Regions from separate parts of the Homo sapiens genome. Here regions 1, 3, 4, 5 and 6 are each linked to region 2. Evidence: chromatin loops called from intact Hi-C (ENCODE). Cell type or tissue: endothelial cell of umbilical vein. All regions are shown on one strand. Region 1 overlaps RBM17 (RNA binding motif protein 17). Region 2 overlaps LOC124902370 (a long non-coding RNA gene). Region 3 has its middle 36 kb from the start of PFKFB3. Region 4 has its middle 51 kb from the start of LINC02649. Region 5 holds the start of LOC124902368 (a long non-coding RNA gene). Region 6 holds the start of MIR3155A (microRNA 3155a).

Region 1 (4,000 bases), 290 kb before region 2:
TTTTTACATTTTTAGTAGAGACAGGGTTTCACCATGTTTGCCAGGCTGGTCTCAAACTCCTGACGTCAAGTGATCCACCCACCTCAGCCTCCCAAAGTCCTGGGATTACAGGTATGAGCCACTGCACCCGGCCTCTTTTTTTTTTTTTTTTTTTTTGGAGACACTCTTGCTCTGTTGCCCAGGCTGGAGTGCAGTGGCGCCATCTCGGCTCACTGCAACCTCCATCTCCTAGTTTCAAATGATTCTTCTGCCTCAGCCTCCCAAGTAGCTGGGATTACAGGTGTGTGCCACCATGCCCAGCTGATTTTTGCATTTTTAGTAGAGATGGGGTTTCACCATGTTGATCAGGCTGGTCTCAAACTCCTAGCCTCAAGTGATTTGCCTGCCTCAGCCTCTCAAAGTGCTGGGATTACAGGAGTGAACCACTGCGTCCAGCCAGAATAATTTCTTTTGTCAAACATTTTGTGCTGATGCAGCATGACTTTGTAATCAATTTTTAAAGTTTTACATTTTGTTTTTATTTCATTGTTGATTAAGCCATAATACATATGTATTATGTAATATTATGTATACGTAATCCATATATGTTAGGACTTATGCCTAATGCAAAATTCCTTGTGGTCTCCACTGATGTTCTCCTTCCAGTTGTCGGATACCAGATAAAAAGATCTGTCTTATCTCTTTTGGTTTGTTTGTGTTCACCATTCGTTGTCCAGGAAATACACCAGGAATAGTGACAACACGCAGCAGTTTCTTCAGGAGCCAGAAGGACCCACGCTTTCAAATATGTGTTTAGTTCCAGTGGTTTGCACACTGGAAAAGGAGCGTGCTGTGTGGTGGGGGAGATATGGCAACGCAGGGAGCTGGGTTTACTCCCTTTCTGTTGATTCACTCCCCTCTGATCATTCTCTTATTTGTAAACTGGATGCAGTAATATCTACTTCAGAGGTCTGTGAAGCCTGAACGAGGCCATGTGTATAAAGGGCCTAATGGGTATTGCTCTCGGTAAATAGTTACATTACTCTCTTTTTAAGTAACTGCTGGTTCTCTTGGTTGTATTGTTTTGCCTTAAAATTCATTTGCAGACTACATTGTGGGGCTCTTGAGTTCCTTTTATGAAGGAACAATTTTGCATATCTGAGGGAGTGTTGCCACTTTTCTACATTTTAAATCCTAGCATCAGAGGTTTGTTCATATGTAGCAGGAGGTCATCTGAAGTAGCAGGTCCTCCTTTTTTAGTTTTTTCTTAGGGGGGTGGGTGATAGATATATGGTGTGTCATAGTCGTTTGGGAGTCTGGCATCGGAAACCTCCTTTAATGCTTGGATTTGTGGTTTTGCAGGTATGGGCGGAGCTGCCATTGCCCCACCCACTTCTCTGGTAGAGAAAGACAAAGAGTGTAAGTAGATCTGTTTCTTCCTCTTTTATTCTGATACAGGTCTTTAACCCAACCATGGGGGATCTCAGCTTGGGCCCCCAGGTTTCCTGAGCGTAGAGGGAAACGGCCTGCAAGCCTGCCTGGCTCTGTCACCTGAGGCCGCACCTGGATCTCAGAATGCAGCGCCCTCCTGCAGAGAGAGACCTTTCTACGCCAGGCTCTGAGGCTTGGATTTCATGCAGTGGGATCCATCTCTTTTTTATGCAATTCACTTTGATTTCATTAACATTTCTTATTTGTTGTTAGATTCATTTGGAGTTAAAACAGCAGATCGTTACAGTTTTTTAACTCAGAGGTTTAGAGGCTGTTATATTCATGATCCTCCACAAGGTGGCAATGCCTTCCTTGATTAGATTTTTTCTTCCCGTTCCATTTCACTGCAGGTGGGTTTGCGTGTCATTGCGTTGCCAAAACACCCTCACCCACTGTTCCTTCTCGCAGTGATCTGCTCTAGAATTTGGGGGTTGGGACTGGACTTCTGAATATCATCTAGGTCATTTTCCCATTCTCTGGATTGGACCATACTTAAACTATCCCAAGCAGATATTCTCATTTATAGTACTTTTTAAAACTTGTTGAATTCTTTATCTTTTAAAGAAGATAATTTCTAAGATATTATGAAATACCTATTATGTGAAAACAACAGACAAACAATAAACCCCAATTGAAACTAGTCTCTGGGAGTGGGGCTCAGGCATCTGGATGGTCTTAAAGCGTCCTACTGACTTTCATCTAACTAGGGTTGAAGCCACCGCTCCAGTGCGTAGCCCCTAACCTCGGACACCTTTGTGGGCCATGAGCTGATGAGATAGTGAGGTCGGGGTCTAGACAGGTGCACCCAAGTTACTGCAGGAGTCAAAAGATGGCCAGATTGTATCTCCTTAGAACATACAGAACATCTTTCCGGCAAGAATATTCATTCAAGAAGATTTTAAAGGGTGAATAACATTTCAGTAAGATATAAAAAAGACGTTTGAGGAGATAGAAATAGCAAAAGGAAAGTTAGAATCAGGAAAGTAGCGTCCTCCCTCTGTGGTTTTAAAAAAAGTCGTATAAAGGCTGTAAAATTGATTTGGTGTTTTTCTCTCCTTGTGGTAAACCAAAAAGTAGGTTAAATTTGTTCAAGATAAATAATTGATACAAGTGAGGTTTCAGAGTGTTTTCTATAGTATTTTGGTGAGCCTACTTTATTTTTCTCCAATAGTACCCCGAGATTTTCCTTATGAAGAGGACTCAAGACCTCGATCACAGTCTTCCAAAGCAGCCATTCCTCCCCCAGTGTACGAGGAACAAGACAGACCGAGATCTCCAACCGGACCTAGCAACTCCTTCCTCGCTAACATGGGGTAATGATTTAATGTTCTTATCTAAGGACTTGAGAGACAGTGTGAAGCGTTGATAGCCCTTTCAATAGATGCAGCTTGTTTGAAACTGAGGACATTCAGGACCCTTGGTGTGTGCAGGTCACACGGTACCTGCCTCAATCGTGTGGAGCGTGTTCCAGTGTAATGATGGGGCTTGTTCAAAACAGCAACCTCCCAGTAGAAGTTTTGACTCATTTTGATGTTGAACATTATTTTCCTAGACAGGCACAGAACCTGATTAATGTTTACATTTGCCTTCATAACGTTTGCAAATAAAATAGCTCATATGAATCAGAGCTGACTTACTGTCTCCAAAGGGCAGGTGATACCTTTTTTTTCCTGATAAAGTGGGCCATTTGCTTTCAGGTCATGGTTCTAAACCTTTGGTCTAAAAAACTCGGGGTCATTCTAACTACAAGTTGACATGTTTGCCAGCATATAAAATTTGACTGTAAGGCTGACGCTCAGGTGGGGCTTGGGGATTTTTTTAAACTGTGCTGGGCTTGGCAAACATTTTGGTTAAGAGGATATTCTGTGTTGTTGACTTTGATCCTGTGAGACGGCTGTCCCATGAAGCAGTATCACATGAAGGCTTTGTTCTGTGCTGTGTTGCATCTGCTGGCTGCTGCCTGTAGCAGAAATGCAGCCGGTGAGACAGTGAGTGGGGTTGAAACTCACTAGTCTCCTTTCAAGTGCTCAGTGACCACATGCAAGTGGTGACGATGTTGGATGGTGCAGACATAGGACATGGCCGTGGCTGCAGGAAGCTTTGTGTACTGGAGGGTTGGACAGACATGAAGCTGGTTTTGTTTTGTTTTGTTTTGTTTTCCCTGTTTATGATAAAAACTGACTTTTTAGCGAATTTGCTTTTAACCAGGAATTACATCTTTAACTTGTGCTTAGGAAAGATGCAAGATGGTACCATTCAGCAGTTTCTGGTCTTTTTAGCCCTAGAATAGCTTGTTCAAATGAAAATGTTAAGGGAATTAAATACAAGAAGTAATGTAGGTGCAGTTCCAGTTGAAGCGGGATTTTGTGGCTTAAGCCCTAAGCAGCAGTGGTCATGGGGTTGGGGTGCCCTTCAGACCCATGCTGCGCCTCAGAGCGCAGTGTGAGAGCCATTTGGTTGTTACAGAAAGCAGTGACTGAGAGTTGTGGGGTCCAGTTTCAGCTCTACCATTAACAGCTGTACAAATAAT
Region 2 (4,000 bases):
CTTCTGTGCCACTGATGGATTTGAATGAATTTGAACATGCTGCACGGTTTGACGCACGTCAGAACTGAAAGAGAAGGCAGAGTCCAGGTGAAGAGCAGGAACGTGGCCAGATTGCCCAAGTTAGAATGGGGCTCTGTTACTAGCCAGCTGGAGATGTCGGCTGCTGACTTGGTGTTCTCTACCTGAGTTTCCTCATTCAACACTGAATCCCCCGGCTCTGCCCTTCTTTCATCTGTAGCCCCAGTACCTTTTAGCAAACTATGTAATTTACTTGTTTGCTATGTTTGTGATTTACTGTCTGTCTTCCTCATCTCCTGCTCTGAAAGGACAGACATCTTGCTTGTTGTGTTTTGATGCATTCCAAGATTCTGGAAGACTTGGAAGACAGCAGGTGGTCCATACACATTTGTTGAATGTGAGTAGTCACAGTACCAACCTCGCTGTGTTGTTATGCAGGTGAGATGACTTAATACTGTCATATACGCAGGGCAGTCCCAGCCCTGAGCAGTGTGCCCTGAACTATATTTCAACACACAGCGAGAGCTGGATCTCTCGAGCAATCCCACGTCCCGTGTCTCGGCAGGCCCAGGACAGTTCTGCTTTTAACCTGTTTCCTGGAGTAATTGCTAACAGTGCTTCCTTTCAGAAAAAAAAAAAAAAAGGCTCATTTTAGCTAGTAAATTATATGGTTTGGCTACATGTAAGTGTTTTTACTCATTCATTTAAGAAACTGAAAAAAAAAAAAAAAATCTGCCAGCTGGCATGCACCTACAGTCCTGGGTGCTCGGCAGGCTGAGGTGGGACGATGCTTGAGCCCAGGGGTTCAAATCTAGCCTGGGCGACATAGAAAGACCCCACTTCTACAAAAAGCAGAAGAAAGAAAGAAAAAATATTGAATGGGTACCATGTTAGATGCTAAGAACAACGACCATAGTTCGTTCCCTTTTAGAGCTTACTGTCTTCTGGAGAACTTGCAAAATTAAATAATTCAAATTTAAAACTGTTGGAACTTTATTCTGAGCCTTGAGAGAAATGGACTGAGTCACATAGCATGCCGTTGCAACTTCTGCTTTTTCCCGTAAACGATTAGGAATGACCGAGTAGCACCAGAAATAAGACCCTCTGAGTGGTGACCCCTCAGAACATTACTCTTGTCCTCACAGAACATTACAGCCATCTTCCATGGAATGGAGCAAGCCACCCTAATCAAATCGCTATGACATGTATCTAGCCTTGCACGGAAAACATTGCAACCTGCCGAAACCATCTCTACCTATGTAAGCACAGCCTTAGCTTCCCCACTTTAGAGCATGTCCCTTTGGGGTCTGTGTTTTCCGGGTGACCGTTCTCAAGCTCTGTACTCAAATAAACCCCATACTTCATCATATTTTCTGTATCACCTTATTTAAGGTCAACAAACTTTAAGGACATAATTAAGTAGACAACCTCATGACTTGAACACATGGTTAATAGTAATAATTGGATTGACATCCATATAGTTCTCCTCTGTTTTAGGAGAGGGCTGGTTTTTTTTTTTTAAATATTGATCCATTTTCGTGCTTTGTATAGTAACCCAATGAGGTAGAAGTGATTACCGCCACCCTTTTACTGATTACAACACCTGGGGTTCTGAGCGCCAGCCACTTGGTGAGGATTGCGGGGCCAGGGCACTCTGGTCCCAAAGCTCTGATTCCCACGGGCTTTCCTGCTGAGTCACGCTGTCTGCTGGGAGCTGTTGACCCGCCGTCTCTTTCTCTGACTTCCACCCGATAATTCTACATGGCTCTGCAATAAGCAGCTTTTTTCTTATTATTTCCTACAAATACATAGGTTACACTCTGATTAAAGGCAGAATACACATCTTGAATTAAGGGGAAGGCTGAAGCCTGGAATTCTTCCCATCTCTAATCCTGCCTGGTCACTGAAGTTCCTGAGTCCTCAGCTCAGGTCTGAGGCAGCCCTGCCCAGCAGGGACGGAAACTGCAGCTTTTTCATGTTCCTCTGCCTCCCTCTAGTGACTCAAGTCCAAAATAGTGCGGCTGGGAACTATTGGAAGAACACAGACGCTGCAAAGAAGCTGGAAACCATCATTCTCGGCAAACTAACACAAGAACAGAAAACCAAACACCGCATGTTCTCACTCATAAGTGGGAGTTGAACAATGAGAACGCATGGACGCAGGGAGGGGAACATCACACACCGGGGCCTGTTGGGGGATTGGGGACTAGGGGAGGGATAGCATTAGGAGAAATACCTAATGTTGATGGGTGCAGGAGACCACCATGGCACGTGCATACCTATGTAACAAAACTGCGTGTTCTGCACATCTACCCCAGAACTTAAACTATAATTTTAAAAAACCCCAAAAGAGTGCAATTTCAATGCCAAAAAAAAAAAAAAAAAAAAAAGCTGAGCTTCATCTATTCCTTCCGCTCTTTCCTCCCTCACGCCTACCATGTGTGAAGCACTGTACCCAACATGAAGGACACAGACAGAAAAGCCTGACTCCGCATCTCCCTGCTCGGGTTGCCTTGGCAACTTCTCCGTGTACCCAAAGAAGCAAAGGGGACTTAACAATTTCAAAGAAGAGTGGCAGTAACTACTTTTTCTGTTCCGAGCTTTCTTGTATAAAGTGAAGCACTGTGTGGCCTTTAAGAGTTCTATTAAGGGCCGGGCAGGGTGGCTCATGCCCGTAAATCCCAGCACTTGAGGTCAAGAGTTCGAGACCAGCCTGGCTAACATGGCAAAACCCCGTTTCTACTAAAAGTACAAAAATTAGCCAAGTGTGGTCGTGGGCACCTGTAGTCCCAGCTACTTTGGAGGCTGAGACAGGAGAATCACTTGAATCCAGGAGGTGGAGGTTGCAGTGAGCTGAGATTGTGTCACTGCACTCTAGCCTGGGCAACAGAATGAGACTCTGTCTCAAAACCAAATAGAAACAAAAAGAATTCCATGAAGGGAATTAGGACCACTTTTTAATTCAGTGTCTGCACACTATCTCCTGACCACCTGGCTGCTGCTTTTCCTCCCTGCTTCCTGTCCTCCCTTCCTCTCTACCTTGCTCTACTCTCCTATCCCTTCACTGGTGCTCCTTTTGTGTTTTATCTCCTCTGCCAATCAACATGCAGGGCAAGGAAGCCAGGCATAGCACCGGGCACTGGCCGGCCCTGCTGGTCGCTCTCATGCCTGAAGCTCTGTGCTAAAACACCTAGTTTCCGGCAATGTGCAGACGGTGGACACTCAGAGGTGGGGTGCGGCAGGATTCAGACTTCTCAAGGACACCATAGTGTGGCAAACACTAAGGAGTTCGCTGCCAGTGTCTTAGTCGGAGTAGGGCAAGGCTATGGAGTAGGGTCCCTTCTATTTGGAAAAGAGAAAAGTGCTTCTGATGTTATTTTTATATAATGATCCAGGCAGCTTGGTTTGACCATCCAACACCTGCAGAGCCCAGCTCAGCATTCATGTCTTCATTCCCCTCTGCTATCTCTGGGGCATATCCAGTGTCCCTGAACCGTGAGTTCCCGGCTCACTCTCAGGTTTCTGCCGACTTTGGTGGGTCTAAGATGAGACCTTTGGTAACCACAGAAACAAAGCTTCTCCCCATGCTCATGGCCTGAGGAAGCTTTGGAAAGGTGTTATATGGATGTTTCAAATGCTGTGTCAGACCATTTTAATCTACGCACCTCTTATTATTGTGTCTGAGCACAATGTATTGCAATCCAGTGTTTATCTCTCCTATTGAAATGGAGACAGCTAAAGGGTCTGCATGATGCTAACTGAATTTTGTATTCCCAGTGCCTAAGACATAGTTGGTGCTCGATAATTGTTTGTTTCAGGGATAAATGAATGAAAAAAAAAATGAATGAGTAATCATTAGCCTCAGCAATACTTTGTTCCCAAAGTCACACACACACTCATTTATTTCCTCCTAAGAACAGATGCTAGGCCAACAGGTCTTCATGATTTTACAATCTCTATGGTGACAGATAAGACATTAGGG
Region 3 (4,000 bases), 160 kb before region 2:
CCCTTAGCTCCGGCCACACTGGCCTCCTGCAGGTCTTCGAACTTGCCAACGTGCACCCACCGCAGGGCCTTCGAGAGTGCCGCTCCCTCCCCTGGGAGGTCTCCCCAGCTATCCGGGGTTCTCCCCGACACTTCCTCCCCATCCCCATTCAGTTATCAAAGCCTATGCCAAAAAGGCCTCCCGTCTCCCGAGTCCCTGCACACCTTTCGCAGTGTGTGTTGAATGCCTTGCCCTCTGTCTCCTGAACCTGGGCCTAAGATCCCGGAGAGCAGGGCAGCTCCCTGTGCCCCGTCATCGTCCATACGGACCTGGCCCGCAGTGGGCTCTGTCACTAAATGGATAACCAGTGCTGGGGAGAAGACCCAGATGATGTGCTGGTGAAGAGTGAGGCGTTCATTCAGCTTGCAGAAGGAGGCTTAGGAAGGCTTTATAGAAGAAAGGAAATGTGAGCAAAGATGTCGTTGAAAGTAACTTTTTTTGAATTAAAAATATTGTATTAACAAAAATTCAAAGCCTTCTGTGAGTTTTCAAAATCTGAATTTCACAATACTTGTGAGTTCTAAAGTTTGTTTTTTGAGACAGGGTTTTGCTCTGTCTCCCAGGCTGGAGTGCAGAGGTGTGACAGCTCACTGCAACCTCCGTCTCCAGGGCTCAAGTCATCCTCCCACCTCTGCCTCCCGAGTAGCTGGGACTACAGGCATGTGCCACCACGCCCAACTAATTTTTGTATTTTTTGTCGAGATGAGGTTTCGCCATGTTGCCCAGGCTGGTCTTGAACTCCTGAGCTCAAGTGAACTGCCTGCCTTAACCTCCCAAAGTGCTGGGATTACAGACGTGTGCCACCACGCCCAGCTAAAGACTGTTTTATAAACTTCATTTTAAGCTCATATTTTGCAAGACAACATAAGTGGGTTTGGATTCAGTTGTTCTCGGTGTGTGAGCCGGTCTTTCCAGTCAATTCATTGATGGTCTAGACAATTTGTGAAGGCGCTGGTTTCAACCTACAGTTTCTGACATACTCCTAAGACCAGGTGAAAAGAAAACCCCCATAAAGACACCCGAATCGCCTCAAAATATGACACTTCAGCCCTTGGGACTAAAGAGGACCCCTGGCGCAGTCCCTGAGAAATGTCTTTGGAGAAATTTTTATTTATTTATTTATTATTTTTTTGAGACAGAGTTTGGCTCTGTTGCCCAGGCTGGAGTGCAGTGGTACAATCTCAGCTCGCTGCAACCTCCACCTCCCAGGTTCAAGTGATCCTCCTGCCTCAGCCTCCTGAGTAGCTGGGATTACAGGTGCATGCCACTAAGCCCGGCTAAGTTTTATATTTTTAGTAGAGACAGCATTTTGCCATGTTTGTCAGGCTGGTCTTGAACTCCTGAACTCGGGTGATCTACCTGCCTTGGCCTCCCAAAGTGCCGGGATTACAGGTGTGAGCCACTGAGCCTGGCTGAGGTGCCATCTCAAAAAAAAAAAAAAAAAAAAAAAAAGATGTGAAGGAATGCCATAGTTCTCAGACTTATTGGGAGAACTAAATCTTTTTTTTTTTTTAACTTTTATTTTAAGTTCAGAGGTACATGTGCAGGATGTATAGACTTGTTAAATAGGTAAACTTGTGTCATGGGGGTTGGTTGTACAGATTATCTCATCACCCAGGCAGTAAGCTAGTACCCATTAGTTATTTTTCCTGATCCTCTCCCTCCTCCCACCCACCACCCTCTGATAGGCCCCAGTGTGTGGTGTTCCCCTCTATGTGTCCATGTGTTCTCATTATTTAGCTCCCACTTAAATGTAAGAACATGTGGTATCTGGTTTTCTGTTCCTGCATTAGTTTGCTGAGGATAATGGCCTCCAGCTCCTTCTATGTCCCTGCAAAGGATAGGATCTCATTCCTTTTCATGGCTGTATAGTATTCCATGGTGTGTATGTACCACATTTTCTTTATCCAGTCTATCATTGATGGGCATTTGGGTTGATTCCATGTCTTTGCTATTGTGAGTAGTGCTGCAATGAACATACGCGTGCATGTGTCTTCATGGCGGAACAACTTGTATTCCTTTGGGTATATAGCCAGTAATGGGATTGCTGGGTCGGATGGTATTTCTGACTTTAGGGGTTGAGAATTGCCCCACTGGGGAAGATGAAATATGAATGAAACACGCCTGACAGTTCCTGGCACAGAGAGAGCACCGCTGTGGTAGTTATTCATCTGAGCATGCATGCCCGGCGTTTCAAATGCAAGGTAGATGCTATTATCCCCACCTTTCAGATATGGAACTGTAGTCAGGAGAGCTTAAGGACGCTGCTTGATTTTGCTCAGCCATAACTGAGATAAACCAGGTCTGTTAGACTCGCAGATGAGTCACATCACAGCCTAAGGGCTCCACAGACTGCCAGGATGCTCCTGCATGAGTCAGCAGATCACAGGAAAGGGAGTTGAGTCGCATATTAATTAGCAAGCAGGGTTTCCTGTCCCTGGGGCTGTGGAGAGGTTTGTCAGTGTCCAGACGAACAACAGATTTTCTGGAGTGGGTCATAACTCAAGATGCTCACATAACGTTGGGGACCAGATGTCCATTCTGTAAGGCTATGTGTTTTTCCCTCCCTACCTCTTCCAGACAGCATCTTTGGGGATTTCCTATTCCTGGAGAACATGAAGACTTTCTAATATTTTTTTTTGAGAGAGGGTCTTGCTCTGTTGCCCAGGCTGGAGTGCAGTGGCATGATGTCGATTCACTGCAGCCTTGAACTCCCGGGCTCAAGCCATTCTCCCACCTCAGCCTCCCGAGTAGCTGAGACTTCAGGTGTGCGCCACCACGCCTGGCTAATGTTTGTATTTTTAGTAGAGATGGGGTTTCACCATGTTGGCCAGGCTGATCTCGAACTCCTGGACTCAAGCGATCTGCCCCACTGGGCCTCCCAAAGTGGTGGGATTATAGGCATGAGCCACCGTGCCTGACAATGAAGAATTTCTGAGGGGTACATTTGCATAGATAATTTTAAGGGAATGTTTTCGGATCCCCAACTTCCACATTCACCCTTTTCTAAAACAGACTGAGAAGTTTGCTTACATTCACAATAGTCTTTTACTGCTTTGCAAACAATAGGCCAAGCTCCTATTTATCTCATGCTCAGTGCTAGGATGCAGGACGTTTGCAAGTTAGCATTCCTAGATTTCTTACATGTACAAGAAAGGGCTTAGACTAGATGGTTTTTGGAAAACTTTTTATTTTGAAATAATTTATTTTATGTAAGTAGGTATGTATTTTTGAGATGGAGTCTCGCTTTGTCCCCCAGGCTGGACTGCGGTGGCACTATCTCGGCTCACTGGAAACTCCGCCTCCTGGGTTCAAGCGATTCTTGTGTCTCAGCCTCCCTAGTAGGTGGGATTACAGGTGCCCGCCTCCACGCCCAGATAATTTTCGCATTTTTAGTAGAGATGGGGTTTCACTGTGTTGGCCAGGCTGATCTCGAACTCCAACCTCAGGTGATCCGCCCGCCTCAGCCTCACAATGTGCTGGGATTACAGACGTGAGCCGCCGCGCCTGGCCTGAAATAATTTTAGATTTACAGAAGAGTTGCAAAGACAGTACAGAGAGTTCCTGTCTATGTTTCACCCAGCTGCCCGTAATATAAACATCTTACAACAACATGGTACCCTTGTCAAAACTATGAGTTAACATGATTAGTACAGTACTAGTAACAAAACTACAGACTTCATTCAGGTCTCACCAGTTTTTCCACTAATGCCGTTTTTCTGTTTCAGCATCCAGAGTCCAGGGTGTCACCTTATCTCCTTAGACTCCTTCAATCTGTGACAATTTCTCACTCTTTCCTTTTTATTTTTATTACCTTGATGCTTTTGCAGAGTACTAGTCAGGTATGTTGTAGAATGTTCTTTTTTTTTTTTGAGACAGATTCTCACTCTGTTGCCCATGCTGGAGTGCAATGGCATGATCTCAGCTCACTGCAACCTCCATCTCCCAGGTTCAAGTGATT
Region 4 (4,000 bases), 130 kb before region 2:
TTAGGATGGGCCTTAATCCAGTATGGCTGATGTCCTTATAAAAAAGGGAAATTTGGAGACAGGCACATGCAGAGAGAAGGTGATGAGAAGAGGGAGTGAAGACAGCTGACTACAGGTCAAGGACAGACACCTGGATAGCTCCTTCCCGCAGCCTCAAAGGACCCAGTCCTGCCGACACCTTGATCTTGGACTCCCACCTTCCAGAATCAGGAGAAAATAAATTTTTGTTGTGGGCCGGTGCGACAGCTCATTCCCATAATCTCAGCACTTTGGGAAGCTGAGGCAGGAGGATCACTTGAGCCCAGGAGACTGAGACCAGCCTGGGCAGCATGGGGAGACCTGTCTCTACAAAAAATAAAATAGCTGAGCCTGGTGGCACTTACCTGTGGTCCCAGTTAGTTGGAAGGCTGAAGGGGAAGACCGCTTGAGCCCAGGAGGTCAAGGCTGCAGTGGGCTATGATTGCAGCACTGTACTCCAGCCTAGGTGACAGAGCGAGATCCTATCTCTAAAAAAAAAAAAAATTAAAAAACTGTTGTGTAAGTCCCTCCATCTGAAGTACTTTGTTGCGACATCCTCAGCACACTAATACAGTGTACTGAAGCTTTTTTGTGTGTGCTGTAGCCCCTCTGGTCCTCCAGGGTTGATCCTGAGCCCCTTCTTAGAATAATGTTTACATTTAAAAAATAACACACTTTGGATTACGAAGGAGAGAACTCTTGAAATACTGATATCAAAATGCCAAATATAAACATTTACGATGTAGAAATATATGTACCACTTTAATAATGCATTCAATAGTGGCAAGTCTGAAAACAACCGTAATTTCACAGTAGAGATGAAGGGTAAATACTCTTTCAAGACATCTGCAACAGGCTGGGTGTGGTGGCTCATGCCTGTAACCCCAGCACTTTGGGAGGCTGATGTAGGAGAATTGCTTAAGCCCGGAAGTTTGAGACTAGCCAGGGCAACATAGTGAGACCCCATCTAAAAAGAATTAGCTGGGTGTGGTGGCACACGCCTATAGTCCGAGCAACTTGGAGGCTGAGGTGGGAGGATCCCTCGAGCCCGGGTGGTCGAGGTTGCAGTGAGCTGTGATGGTACCACTGCACTCCAGGTTGGGTGACAGAGCCAGACTCTGTCTCAAAAAAAAAACAAAAAACAAAACTGCAATAACCATCATGTGCCATGAACATATTATGATTTTTACTGGTGACCGACACAGAGGCTGCTCATGTGGTATGCTGCCTATCTTCATAATGAAAATGCTAAATATTAGTTCCTGGCTAGTGGAGGAAAAGATTTTTTTTCCCACCCAAGTTTACATATTCTTGAATTTGATCTGTTCCTGGACTGGGTGGTGTCCACTAGGGGACTTTTGGGGTCTGTGGTTAGGCGACTCTGGGTGGATTGTCCCATGAGGCTGATGCCTCTTGCTCTTTGCTTAAGACTCAGTGACCCTTCGGCACTTGGGGGCCTTGTGCCAGGGGCAGGTGGTCACGGCCCCGCCCCTCTGTTGTCATGGCGACAAACCGATGTGGCCTCTGGAAGCTGCTCCCTTCTCTGTCCTCTTCCAGAGCCTTGCCGTGGCTCCGGTAGATTTCTCTGCATAGCTTGTCTGTGACTCGGCGAAGGAGGTGTGTGGAGAAGGTGCCAGTTCCCTCAGCGGAGCCACCCTCGGGGCCTGCGCCTGACTCAGACAGGAAGTAGCTGACACTCCATGCCAGGAAGTAGCTGACACTGCATGCCGGGAACGCTGTCCCCAGCCTTGTGATGGAGTCAGGCCTCTGCCGGTGACTCACCGCCATCACCCAGGCGCTGCTCTTGCTGGGAATTTTCTCATGAGCTCATCTGGGCAGTGCAAAGAACCACACAATTGTTCCCCACACGCGTTCTTATTGTGCAAAAGGGAAACCTTGGTTTGGATCTTGTGGGTTTTTTTCTTTTTTTGAGATGGAGTCACGTTCTGTCACCCAGGCTGGAGTGTAGTGGTGCGATCTTGGCTCACTGCAACCTCCGCTTCCCGGGATTCTCCTGCCTCAGCCTCCTGAGTAGCTGGGATTACAGGCATGGGCCACCACGCCCGGCTAATTTTTGTATTTTTCATAGAGAGGATTACATCATCAAGAATGAAACATTTTTTTTTTAATGGCTTAAGGGGTATATGGCTCTTCAAATACACGCAGGGGTTATGCTTTCTCCATGTGGAGGGTGGTGCTCCCTCTGCAGCCCACCCATTCGGAGACAGGCTTTCTTCATGCTGGAGTATCTCATTCCTCGAAATATGCTTGCTATTTCATGCTTGAAATCAAGATGTCTCCCAATTCATGGCACCTTGTATTTGACAAATAGACTGCGTAAAGACAGAGTCTGTCTTTAGGGAATGAGAGGATTTTTGGTAAAAACAGAACCAAAACTTCTACTGACCCAAGAGAAGGCTTTGTTTGCTTGGAGTGGATTATCAGCCAAATGCTATCTTTATTTTGTGGGATTTTGGCCTTTGAATCAGGTTCATGGGTGGCATGCTATAGAAATAGGATAACAAATGGGATAATTCTTCAAACAGAAACATGGCCTAGAATGGGAGGGGTTGTTGTTTATTTATATGTATGTGTCATAAAAATATTTTAGATCATAACTTAGCAAATGTATGAAAGTGGAAAATGTGTTTATGGATCTATTTCATAAAAGGGCCATGCTTCAGAAAAAAAAAAAATCCCAAGAAACAAACCAAAAAATGCCAAAAAGAGAAATCTCTGTATGGGAGACTATCATTTAGCTGCAGACAGGATAGTTACAGATTAATTGCTGGCCTTATCTAACTACTAGCTACAATAACTCCAATTTGGGGTCGGCCAAGTACCAATGAACTTCGCTTTCTCTGGGCAACAGCTGAGATGTTGCAGCTGCAAGTGGGGTTAAATAGCCTCCAATAAAGGAAAAAACTTGAGGAGTAATTCAATTAAAAAAAAATTGACATAATTATAGATTCAAGGATGATGCAAACAAAAAGTGTGCAGGAAGGTCCTTGTCCCCTTCCCTCAGTTTCTCCCAATGTGACATCTTACATAGCTACAGTACAATATCACAACCATGATATTGAGATTGGGTCACAGAACCTACCTAGATTTCCCATTTTATATGTATTTGTGTGTGTGTGTGTGTGTGTGTGTGTGTAGTTGTAGGCAGGTTTATCACATGTGTGGATTCTTATAACCATCACCCAAATCAAGATATATCTTGATTTTGCTCCATCACCAGGAGGCTCCCTCATGCTACCCCTCTAGAGCCTCAAGTCACCTTCCCTCCTTTCTCCTCCCCACCTGCTGGCAACCACTAACCTGTTCCCCATTGCTGTAATTTTGTCATTTCAGAATGTTGCATAAATGGAATCATATTGTATGTGATACAGTTTGGATCTGTGTCCCCGCCCAGATCTCATGTTGAAATGTAATCCCCAGTGCTGCAGGTGGGGCCTGGTAGAAGGTGATTGGATCATGGGGATGGTTTCTTTTTCTTTCTTTCTTTCTTTTTTCTTTTTCTTTTCTTTTCTTTTTTTTTGAGACAGAGTATCGCTCTTTCACCCAGGCTGGAGTGCAGTGGCGCGATCTGGACTCACTGCAACCTCCGCCTCCTGGGTTCCAGCGATTCTCCTGAGTAGCTGGGATTACAGGTGCACACCAACACGCCCAGCTAATTTTTGTATTTTTAGTAGAGACAGGGTTTCACCATGTTGGCCAGGCTGGTCTTGAACTCCTGTCCTCAAGTGATCCACCTGCCTTGGCCTCCCGAAGTGCTGGGATTACAGGTGTGAGCCACCACACCCGGCCGTGGGGGTGGTTTCTAATGGTTTACATCATTTCCCTTGTGCTGTGCTCACAACAGAGTTCTTGCAAGATCTGTCTGTTTAAAAGTGTGTGGCATATCCCTGCCCCCGCACCTCCCTCCTGCTCTGGCCATGTAAGATGTGCCTGCTTCCCCTTTGCCTTCTGCCATGATTGT
Region 5 (4,000 bases), 390 kb before region 2:
TGTTGTGTATTTACGTTAGTGCTGGGGCTTTCCTTGGGACTCCTGAACTGGGAAGTTGGAATGAGATGAATGTAAACCTACTTTTCTTTATACTACATATAGGGTGGAGAGAGTTCCATACCATTCATGCTTTAATGAACACATATACATGAAAATAAGATGGAGAGTTCTAGTGGTTTTGCCCTTCCTCTTCAACGGCGAAATTGCTATTTAGAAGTGGGTAGCGCTCGCTCTCTGATGGGACTGAGCTGGCATAGAGACAAGGTTGCCACTGCCCCGTGTCCTGTGATGTGACTTCAGAGCTTCCAAAACGCAGGCAAGCACAACGGATGTCTCCTGGGCGACCATTTAGCACCTTTGATTTCACTTGGGCTTCATGACTTCTGTTGTCTGTTCCCGGCTTCTTACCAAGAAATTCTTGTTCTTTTGGTTTTCTAGATTGTTCTTCTACTCTTCCTCCTGTAGTGGTGTAACAAAGTCACGGTCATATGTGTAACACGGCACCAAAAAAATGTGGTCCTCACTCTAAACCAGTGCACACGCCACCATGCCTGGCTAATTTTTGTATTTTTAGTAGAGATGGGGTTTTGCTATGTTGGCCAGGCTGGTCTCGAACTCCTGACCTTGTGATCTGCCTGCCTCGGCCTTCCAAAGTGCTGGGATTACAGGTGTGAGCCACTGTGCCTGGCCTAAGTTTTTATATGGCAGACAATAGCTGTGGAACAGGAATAATAAACAGCAACTAACTGTGCTAAATGATGTGCATGCAGTAAAGCACTTGGTTTCTAGCCAGCACTGTGCTATAGAACTTTCTGAGATGATGGAAATCTTTTGCAGTTGTGCTGTCCGATAACACAGACACCTGTGGCTAGGGAACGCTTGAAATGTGGCTAGTGCAACCGAGGAACTGAATTTTTAATTGTATTTAATTTATTTGAGTTTAAATACACTTAAGTATCCACAGGTGGCTAGTGGCTACTGTATTGGACAATACGGTCTTAGCCTTTTCCCAGTTCTTATTTGGCTCATGGGAATTTCTAATTACTCCCTACTTTGCACAGAGTTCCCATAGCACAAGACTCCAAGCAGAGGTGTGCTGGTGATGTTTAACAAGCAGCTCTCTGATGACGGTTGCCTGTCTTCCCTGGTGTCAATCCTCCCTCCACACACAGCTTCCAGCTGGCAATGTGACATCACTGATCACGCGGTTGGGAAGAGATGCGCGGTAGCCACCGTCAAACGGTATTTCCACCATGCGGACACAATAGATGTAAACCACCCAGCGAACAAAGATAACAGTAAAAGGTAGCAAATAATTAGGAAGTGATCAGTTGTAAGTAATTCTTGCCTTTGTTTTTAATATAATTTATTAAATTGTAAATTTAAATATTTTAATTTTTTTTTTTTTTTTTGAGACAGCGTCTCAATCTGTCACCCAGGCTGCAGTGCAGTGGCATGGTCACAGCTCACTGCAATCTTGAACTGCTGGACTCAAGGGATTCTCCCACCTCGCCCTTACCAGTAGCTGGGACTACAGGTATGTGCCACCTCGCCTAGCTAAGTTTAAAATGTTTTTGTAGAGACAAGGTCTCACTTTGTTGCCCAGGCTGGTCTCAAGCGAGCCTCTCACCTTAGTCTCCCGAAGTGCAGGAATTACAGGCAGGAGCTACTGCTCCCAGCCTAAATACTTTAATTTTCCATAATGGCTATGCTTAAAAACCAGTTTGCAGAAGTCCCGAAAATTTAACCGCTGGCTCTCACAAGCCACTGTGAGCCTTCTGTAGCACATCACGGGCTCCTGGTCATTGCCCGAAACAAACAAAAAATATTTCCCCAACCAAAACTCTCTGGCTGGGCTACAGTGATCTTTCGGTAATTCAAATGCAGCATTTCTGTTGCCACAAGAGGGCACCATGGGTTGATATCAGATTCTAGGAAGGCTTTTGGACAAACTGACTAGAGGGGTCATTTCTAGATGTATGTTTGAGTCTCCCCAAAGATTGTAGTTCTGGGAGACCTTGTGGGAACTCACATAGGTTCACACAGTTATTTGTTTCACAACATAAACACTGAACCATTCCTACTTCCAAATAGCTTTGTCCTCTGGGCCCGAAGGCTTTTGATCTTCAAACTAACAAATGAAAAAAATCCTTGCAAGGTGTTAAGGCTTGTCAGGTGTTCAGCCTGAGGAAGGAGAGGATGCAAGTACTGAGTACACGTACAACATGTCAGCCACGTCACATCCTTCCCCTCCTGGAAGCCTAAAATGACACCTTAGGAGTCAGCTAACCCCTTAGAGAAACTGGTAGACTGCCGGGTATATGAATCATTCCTGCTACAATAACCCTAGGGGGCTTATCATTTGCACTGCAGTAATTTATACTTTTTAATTCCCATGAGGAAAATTAGGAGTATGTTATGGACCTGATGACCCATATAAGAAGGGAAGAGATATTTTATTTTTCTCTCTGGCTGGGCTAAGGGCTTTGGTTTTGGGGGAGTGGATCTGTATTTTCTCAGGGTCTTACTGTGGAGTTTGTATCAGGGTTGGCCAGAGTGGATGCTGGCAGGGGTCAGGGAGGCCCTGGATAATCAAGAGAGAGACAGAGGGAGTTTCTAGAGTTTACTTTTTCTTTTTCTTTCTTTTCTTTTTTCTTTCTTTCTTTTTTTTTTTAAACAGAGTCTTGCTGTGTCACCCAGGGTGGAGTGCAGTGGTACGATCTCAGCTCACTGCAGCCTCTGCCTCCTGGGTTCAAGCGATTCTCCTGCATCAGCCTCCCGAGTAGCTAAGATTATAGGTGCGCACCATGACAGCCAGCTAATTTTTGTATTTTTAGAAGAGACAGGGTTTCTCCATGTTGGCCAGGCTGGTCTCAAACTCCTGACCTCAAGTAATCCGCCTGCCTCGGCCTCCCAAAGTGCTGGGATTACAAGCGTGAGTCTGGCCAGCTTCCCTGATTCTTAATGCTGTTAGCCTAGTGCGGTGATCCTCAGAGTCTGCTCCCTGGAACGGCAGCGTCAGTATCACCTGGGAACCTGATAGAAATACAGATTCCTGGACCTAAGCAAGACGACTGCGTCAGAAACTCCACAGGTGGGACCCAGCAATCTGTGCTTTAACAAGGCCTCCAGATGATTCTTTCAACAAATGTTTTTAAGTTGACACATAATAGTTATATATATTTATGAGGTATGTAGGGATGCTTTGATACCTACAAGGTACAGTGATCAGATCATGGTATTTAGCATATCCATCATCTCAAACATTTATCGTTTCTTTATGTTCCTACAGATGATTCTGGTGCTAGTTCAAGTTTGAAAACCAATGGCCGGGTGTAGGGTTGTCAAACCTGGATGCATATGTATTAGATACATCTGAGGGGCTTTAAAACGTACGACTATCCCAGACATAAAAGGCCACGTGATTCCATTTACACGAAATGTCCAGAATAGGCAAATCCATAGAGACGGAACATAGAGTGGTGGTTTCCCGGGGCTGGGGAGAATGGGGAACTTGGCAGTGTGGGGCTTCTCTTGGGAATGATGGAAGTATTCTGGAATCAGTGGGGATGGCTGTACAACATTGCAAACATACTAAATACCACTTACTGTGGTTTGAATACATCCCCCAGAGCTCAGGTGTTGGAAACTTAATCCCTAATCCAGCAATGTTGACAGGTGAGATCTTGAAGAGGTGATCAGGTCGCGAGGGCTCTGCCTCATGAATGGATTAATGTTGTTATTGCAGGAGTGGGTTTGTGATAAAAGCTGAGTTCAGCCCCTCCTGCTGTCTCTCACTCTCTTGCCCTTCTGCCTTCTGCCACAGGATGACGTAGCACAAACGCCCTTGATACATGGGGGCCCCTCGACCTCAGACTTCCCAGCCTCCAGAATGGTAAGAAATCTCTGTTCTTTATAAGTTATAAATCTCTGTTCTTTATAAATCTCTGTTCTTTATAAGTTACCCAGTCTCAGGCATTCTGTTACAGTAGCACAAAAT
Region 6 (4,000 bases), 250 kb before region 2:
CCAGGAGGCAGAGGTTGCAGTGAGCCGAGATCGTGCCACTGCACTCCAGCCTGGGCGACAGAGTGAGACTCCCTCTCAAAAAAAAAAAAAAAAGATACAAAATGCACTGTGTGGGATGTGAGGGCAATCTGGCTGTGACATCTGTCACCCCAGTAATCGTCAGGGTTGATTTGGCTGATCTGGCTGGCTAGGTGGGTGTCCCCTTCCTCCCTCACCACTCCATGTGCGTCCCTCCCAAAGCTGTGTGCTCGGTCCAAGAGGATGACCATCCCCAATAGAGGAGGACTCATCTTCAGTCAAGGGTACACGAGTAGCTGCACTCCCCTGCTAGAACCTCCAAACAAGCTCTCAAAATGCACTGTGTGACCTTACTATAATATCCTCCAGTTCCATCCCAAGGATTTCACTCTTTTTTATGGCTGAGTAGTATTCCATGTTGTATATGTACATTTTCTGTATCCATTCATCTGTTGTTGGACACCTAGGTTGATTCCATGTCTTGGCCGTTGTGAATAGCGCTGCAATAAACTTGGGGTTTGGATGTCTCTTCACGCCTTTTAAGTTCATGCCTTTTCTGTCACCTTTTCCATTGATTCTATGCACATAGCACCTCTTGCAGGCATATCTTGTCCCATAACCAGACCGGAACACTCATTTGTTCTCAGAATGCTTTCTGCATGGTAACTTGGAGAGCTATTTGAGTTACGGTCTATACCTCATGCTTATATTGGACCTGGTGGTAGCAAGTGTTTCATAAATTCTTCTACTTGGTTAATCTGTCATTTTCTTTTGGAATGAGTAGTTGCAGAGCCACATTAAGATCCTTATAGGCCAGGCACGGTGGCTCATGCCTGTAACCCAGCACGTTGGACGGCTGAGTAAGGTCAGAGGATTACTTCAGACCAGGCGTTCGAGACCAGCCTGACCAACATGGTGAAACCCTGTCTCTACTAAAAATACAAAAATTAACTGGGCGTGGTGGTGGGCGCCTGTAATCCCAGCTACTCAGGAGACTGAGGCACGAGAATCACTTGAACCTAGGAGGCGGAGGTTGTGGTGAGCTGAAATCGTGGCCACTGCACTCCAGCCGGGGCGACAGAGCGAGACTGTCTCAAAAATAACAATAATAATAAATCCTTATAAACCCTAAATGCTGAAAGATGATGGCATTTCCCCATGCGTAATTTAAAATAAAGACAATACCCAGGCTGTGCGTGGTGGCTCACGCCTGTAATCCCAGCTCTTCGGGAGGCCGAGGCGAGTGGATCACTTGACGTCAGGAGTTTGAGACCAGCCTGACCAACATGGTGAAACCCCGTCTCTACTAAAAGTATGAACAATTAGCCAGGTATGGTGGCGGGCACCTGTAATTTCAGCTATTCCGGAGGCTGAGGCAGGAGAACCGCTTGAACCTGGGGGGGCGGAGATTGCAGTGAGCCAAGATCCTGCCACTGCACCCTGGCCTGGGCGACAGAGCCAAACTCAGTCTCAGAACAACAACAACAAAAAGCAAAAATTGCCTATCATTCATGACGGCAGGGGAAGAGTTCCAAGATTTCCAGCTGGGCGGTTGAGACGGTGGACCAGGACAGCAGGGAGACGGACACAGGGAGGGAGCCCCAGTCTGTGGAACACCATCCCACTTACCGTAGCTCCCCACTGGCAGTGTGTATGAGTCTTGGTGGTATCTTGTGTGCGGGTCTGAGCTAGGGGGCGTGGCCCCAGGAGCATCCAAGGTTCTGGTTGGGGCAGCCACAAGGTGTCTGAAGAGCAGCGGGGTTTGGTCGTCCTGGCACTTCCGCAAGCAGCCTTTCCAGCTGTAGCTCCGGAAGGTGCTCTGACATGACAGTTCAAAAACACACTTCCCCCTGGCCTGGGCTTCAACACTCACTTGTCAGAAAGTGAGGTCCTGTATGCCCCAGTCCTCGGCCAGAGAAGCAAGAAGCAGATTTCCCAGAGGCTGTGGCCCCTTGCATTGGTGAGGACACTGGGGTGCTACCTCTGTTTGAGGGGTGACTGACAACTGTGCTTTCTTAGGGTGGAGTTGGTCTGCTGTCGTGACTGTCTGCTTGAGATACTGACCCCTGGCGATCAGATTCTGGAAGTCCTCTCCTGAGGCTGCTGAAGTCGTCCCAGAGGCTTGTCCAGCCACAGCAGTGGAGAAAGATCCAATCAGGCAGGCAGGGGCAAACGGGAAGTCGGGAGGGTACCCTCCCCGCTCCCTGAGAAGTGTGGACTTTCAAAAGGAAGTGAGAAAGAGGAAGGTCTTGCCTAGGCATGGGGTAGACCTGTTTGATGCAGGCGGACTTCAGGGAAAGCTGGTCCTCAGTGCCACAGTGCTGTGGCTGTCGGGCGGCAGGCACTGGCTCACAGCCGTGGTGGGGACGCCTTGTTTCTCGGAAGGACAGAACCGCCCTCCTGCAGCTCCTGTTCCTGGCTTCACATTAGAATTAACTGGGGAGCTAAAAAAAAAAAAAACCTGATGCCCCAGAAATTCTGATTTGATAGTTTCTGCCTTGATGCCTAGACAAAAAATGTCCTGAAACAATACTTCACCTCAGACAATACTGTACATGCTGATGTTTTCTAGTCTGTTCCATTTCATTAAGAAAGATTCTGGTCTTATTCCAGTAAATTGATTTCAAGGCCACTAATGGGTGGTGACCCACACTTTTGAGATGCCTGTTCCGGGCATCACCTCCCACTGCAGAGCCTGGGGAGCCGGACAGCTCCCTTCCCAGGCTCTGCAGTGGGAACTGATGCCTGGAACAGTTCCTGCAGCCGGTCTCCAGTGTGATTCAGGTCCTGCGGCAAGTTCTAGGTGGTCCAAGTGAGGCAGAAGCCTTGCTGGAGGCTTTACCCGTCCACACTGCTGTGGAGCCTCTGAGCCTCCATGGAGGCTCCCCAAGCCAGGCAGCAGGGGAGGAAGCGTCTGGTAGGAGGGTGGAAGGCATCACGATAACTAGCCACCTGCAAGGGCTAAATCTCTCTGGGACGTTTGCACGAGGAACATTCCGAACCCATGAATAGAGGAGGGCTGCGGATCTGGTAGCTGAGGAAATTCAGTAGAAAAGCGAGAAATGTATGCCAGGTGCAGTGGCACACACCTGCAGCCCCAGCTACTTGGGAGGCTGAGGTGGGAGGATTGCTTGAGCCCAGGAGAGTGAGACCAGCCTGGGCAACATAGTGAGATCCTGTCCCTACAAATAAAAAATTAAAAAATTAGCTAGGTGTGGAGGCATGTGCCTGTAGTGCCAGCTACTTGGGAGGCTGAGGTGGGAGGATTGCCTGAGCCTGGGAAGTTGAGGCTGCAGTGAGCCTTGATCGTACCGCTGCACTCCAGCCCGGGCAACAGAAAGAGACCTTGTCTTTAAAAAAAGGAAGAAGAGGCTGGGCACGGTGGCTCACGCCTGTAATCCCAGCACTTTGGGAGGCTGAGGTGGGCAGATCACCTGAGCTCAGAAGTTCGAGACCAGCTTGATCAACATGGTGAAACCCCATCTCTACTAAAAATACAAAAAAATTAGCTGTGCATGGTGGTGGGTGTCTGTAATCCCAGCTACTCGGGAGGCTAAGGCAGGAGAATTGCTTGAACTGGAAGGCATTGAGCCAAGATCATGCCACTGCACTCCAGCCTGGGAGACACAGCGAGACTCTGTCTCAGAAAAAAGAAAGAAAGAAAGAAAGAAAGAAATAAGAACAGAGAAAAGCAAGAAATGTAATTGAAAGGCCGATGGGCTGCCCTGTCCTGCGGGTGCCTACCCTCATTTATGATGCAACTGAAGTCACTTCCATAAGCTCTTCGGTCCTTTCAGCAGTGCCCAGTAGGCCAGGGGCGGATGTAAGTGCAGAGGCTGCGGCAGTGAACAAAACAGACAAACCTCGGCCATGGAGCTTACATGTGAATGGGGTAAGCCTGTGTGGCTTGGTCCTTGGTAGATGCTTTGAGTGGCTGGTAGGAGGTCATGGTGACCTCCCTGGGTTGGTGAGCAGGTGAACG

Evidence for each region. A loop is a pair of places that touch in the nucleus more often than their neighbours do. Peaks named below come from ENCODE experiments on the same cell type or tissue, not always from the same donor. Only the 100,000 strongest peaks of a DNase experiment are listed, where the experiment ranks them.
Region 1: it touches region 2 in a loop (19-fold over the local background); 107 of 110 quality-filtered maps call a loop at or near these places.
Region 3: a loop joins it to region 2, with 10 times the contacts of the local background. A loop is called at or near these places in 8 of 110 quality-filtered maps.
Region 4: a loop joins it to region 2, with 5 times the contacts of the local background. A loop is called at or near these places in 13 of 110 quality-filtered maps.
Region 5: it touches region 2 in a loop (9-fold over the local background); 58 of 110 quality-filtered maps call a loop at or near these places.
Region 6: it touches region 2 in a loop (9-fold over the local background); 11 of 110 quality-filtered maps call a loop at or near these places.

Annotation. Positions count from the first base shown.
Region 1 is chr10:6,107,345-6,111,344 of GRCh38, forward strand. RBM17 (RNA binding motif protein 17) reads left to right here. Exons shown (of 12, transcript NM_032905.5): 6 at 1,342-1,398; 7 at 2,642-2,783. Among named protein-coding and RNA genes, the nearest start is that of RBM17, 20 kb to the left of the region's middle. RefSeq lists an enhancer at 466-1,161. In endothelial cell of umbilical vein, a CTCF peak has its summit at 1,766 (motif pointing right); a DNase peak (open chromatin) is centred at 1,797.
Region 2 is chr10:6,399,986-6,403,985 of GRCh38, forward strand. It overlaps LOC124902370 (a long non-coding RNA gene), which reads right to left. Exons shown (of 2, transcript XR_007062044.1): 2 at 1-1,816. It also overlaps a transcript of PRKCQ not described here. Among named protein-coding and RNA genes, the nearest start is that of LINC02656, 52 kb to the left of the region's middle. In endothelial cell of umbilical vein, a CTCF peak has its summit at 2,006 (motif pointing left); a DNase peak (open chromatin) is centred at 1,816; H3K4me3 peaks cover 344 bases; H3K27ac peaks cover 538 bases; H3K27me3 peaks cover 196 bases.
Region 3 is chr10:6,237,012-6,241,011 of GRCh38, forward strand. It overlaps a transcript of PFKFB3 not described here. Among named protein-coding and RNA genes, the nearest start is that of PFKFB3, 36 kb to the left of the region's middle. In endothelial cell of umbilical vein, no CTCF peak of the experiment used is centred here; a DNase peak (open chromatin) is centred at 2,420; H3K27ac peaks cover 1,609 bases.
Region 4 is chr10:6,273,693-6,277,692 of GRCh38, forward strand. It overlaps a transcript of PFKFB3 not described here. Among named protein-coding and RNA genes, the nearest start is that of LINC02649, 51 kb to the right of the region's middle. RefSeq lists enhancers at 1,303-1,412, 1,563-2,002. In endothelial cell of umbilical vein, no CTCF peak of the experiment used is centred here; a DNase peak (open chromatin) is centred at 1,769; H3K4me3 peaks cover 325 bases; H3K27ac peaks cover 1,672 bases.
Region 5 is chr10:6,012,438-6,016,437 of GRCh38, forward strand. IL2RA (interleukin 2 receptor subunit alpha) reads right to left here. Exons shown (of 8, transcript NM_000417.3): 8 at 1-459. The coding sequence ends at 435. It overlaps LOC124902368 (a long non-coding RNA gene), which reads left to right and starts at 3,021. Exons shown (of 3, transcript XR_007062042.1): 1 at 3,021-3,094; 2 at 3,827-3,895. In endothelial cell of umbilical vein, a CTCF peak has its summit at 1,895 (motif pointing right); a DNase peak (open chromatin) is centred at 1,914; H3K27me3 peaks cover 36 bases.
Region 6 is chr10:6,149,510-6,153,509 of GRCh38, forward strand. It overlaps MIR3155A (microRNA 3155a), which reads left to right and starts at 2,687; the gene lies at 2,687-2,768. MIR3155B (microRNA 3155b) reads right to left here and starts at 2,753; the gene lies at 2,698-2,753. It also overlaps a transcript of PFKFB3 not described here and the pseudogene RN7SKP78. RefSeq lists an enhancer at 2,057-2,106. In endothelial cell of umbilical vein, a CTCF peak has its summit at 2,102 (motif pointing left); a DNase peak (open chromatin) is centred at 2,122; H3K4me3 peaks cover 220 bases; H3K27ac peaks cover 519 bases.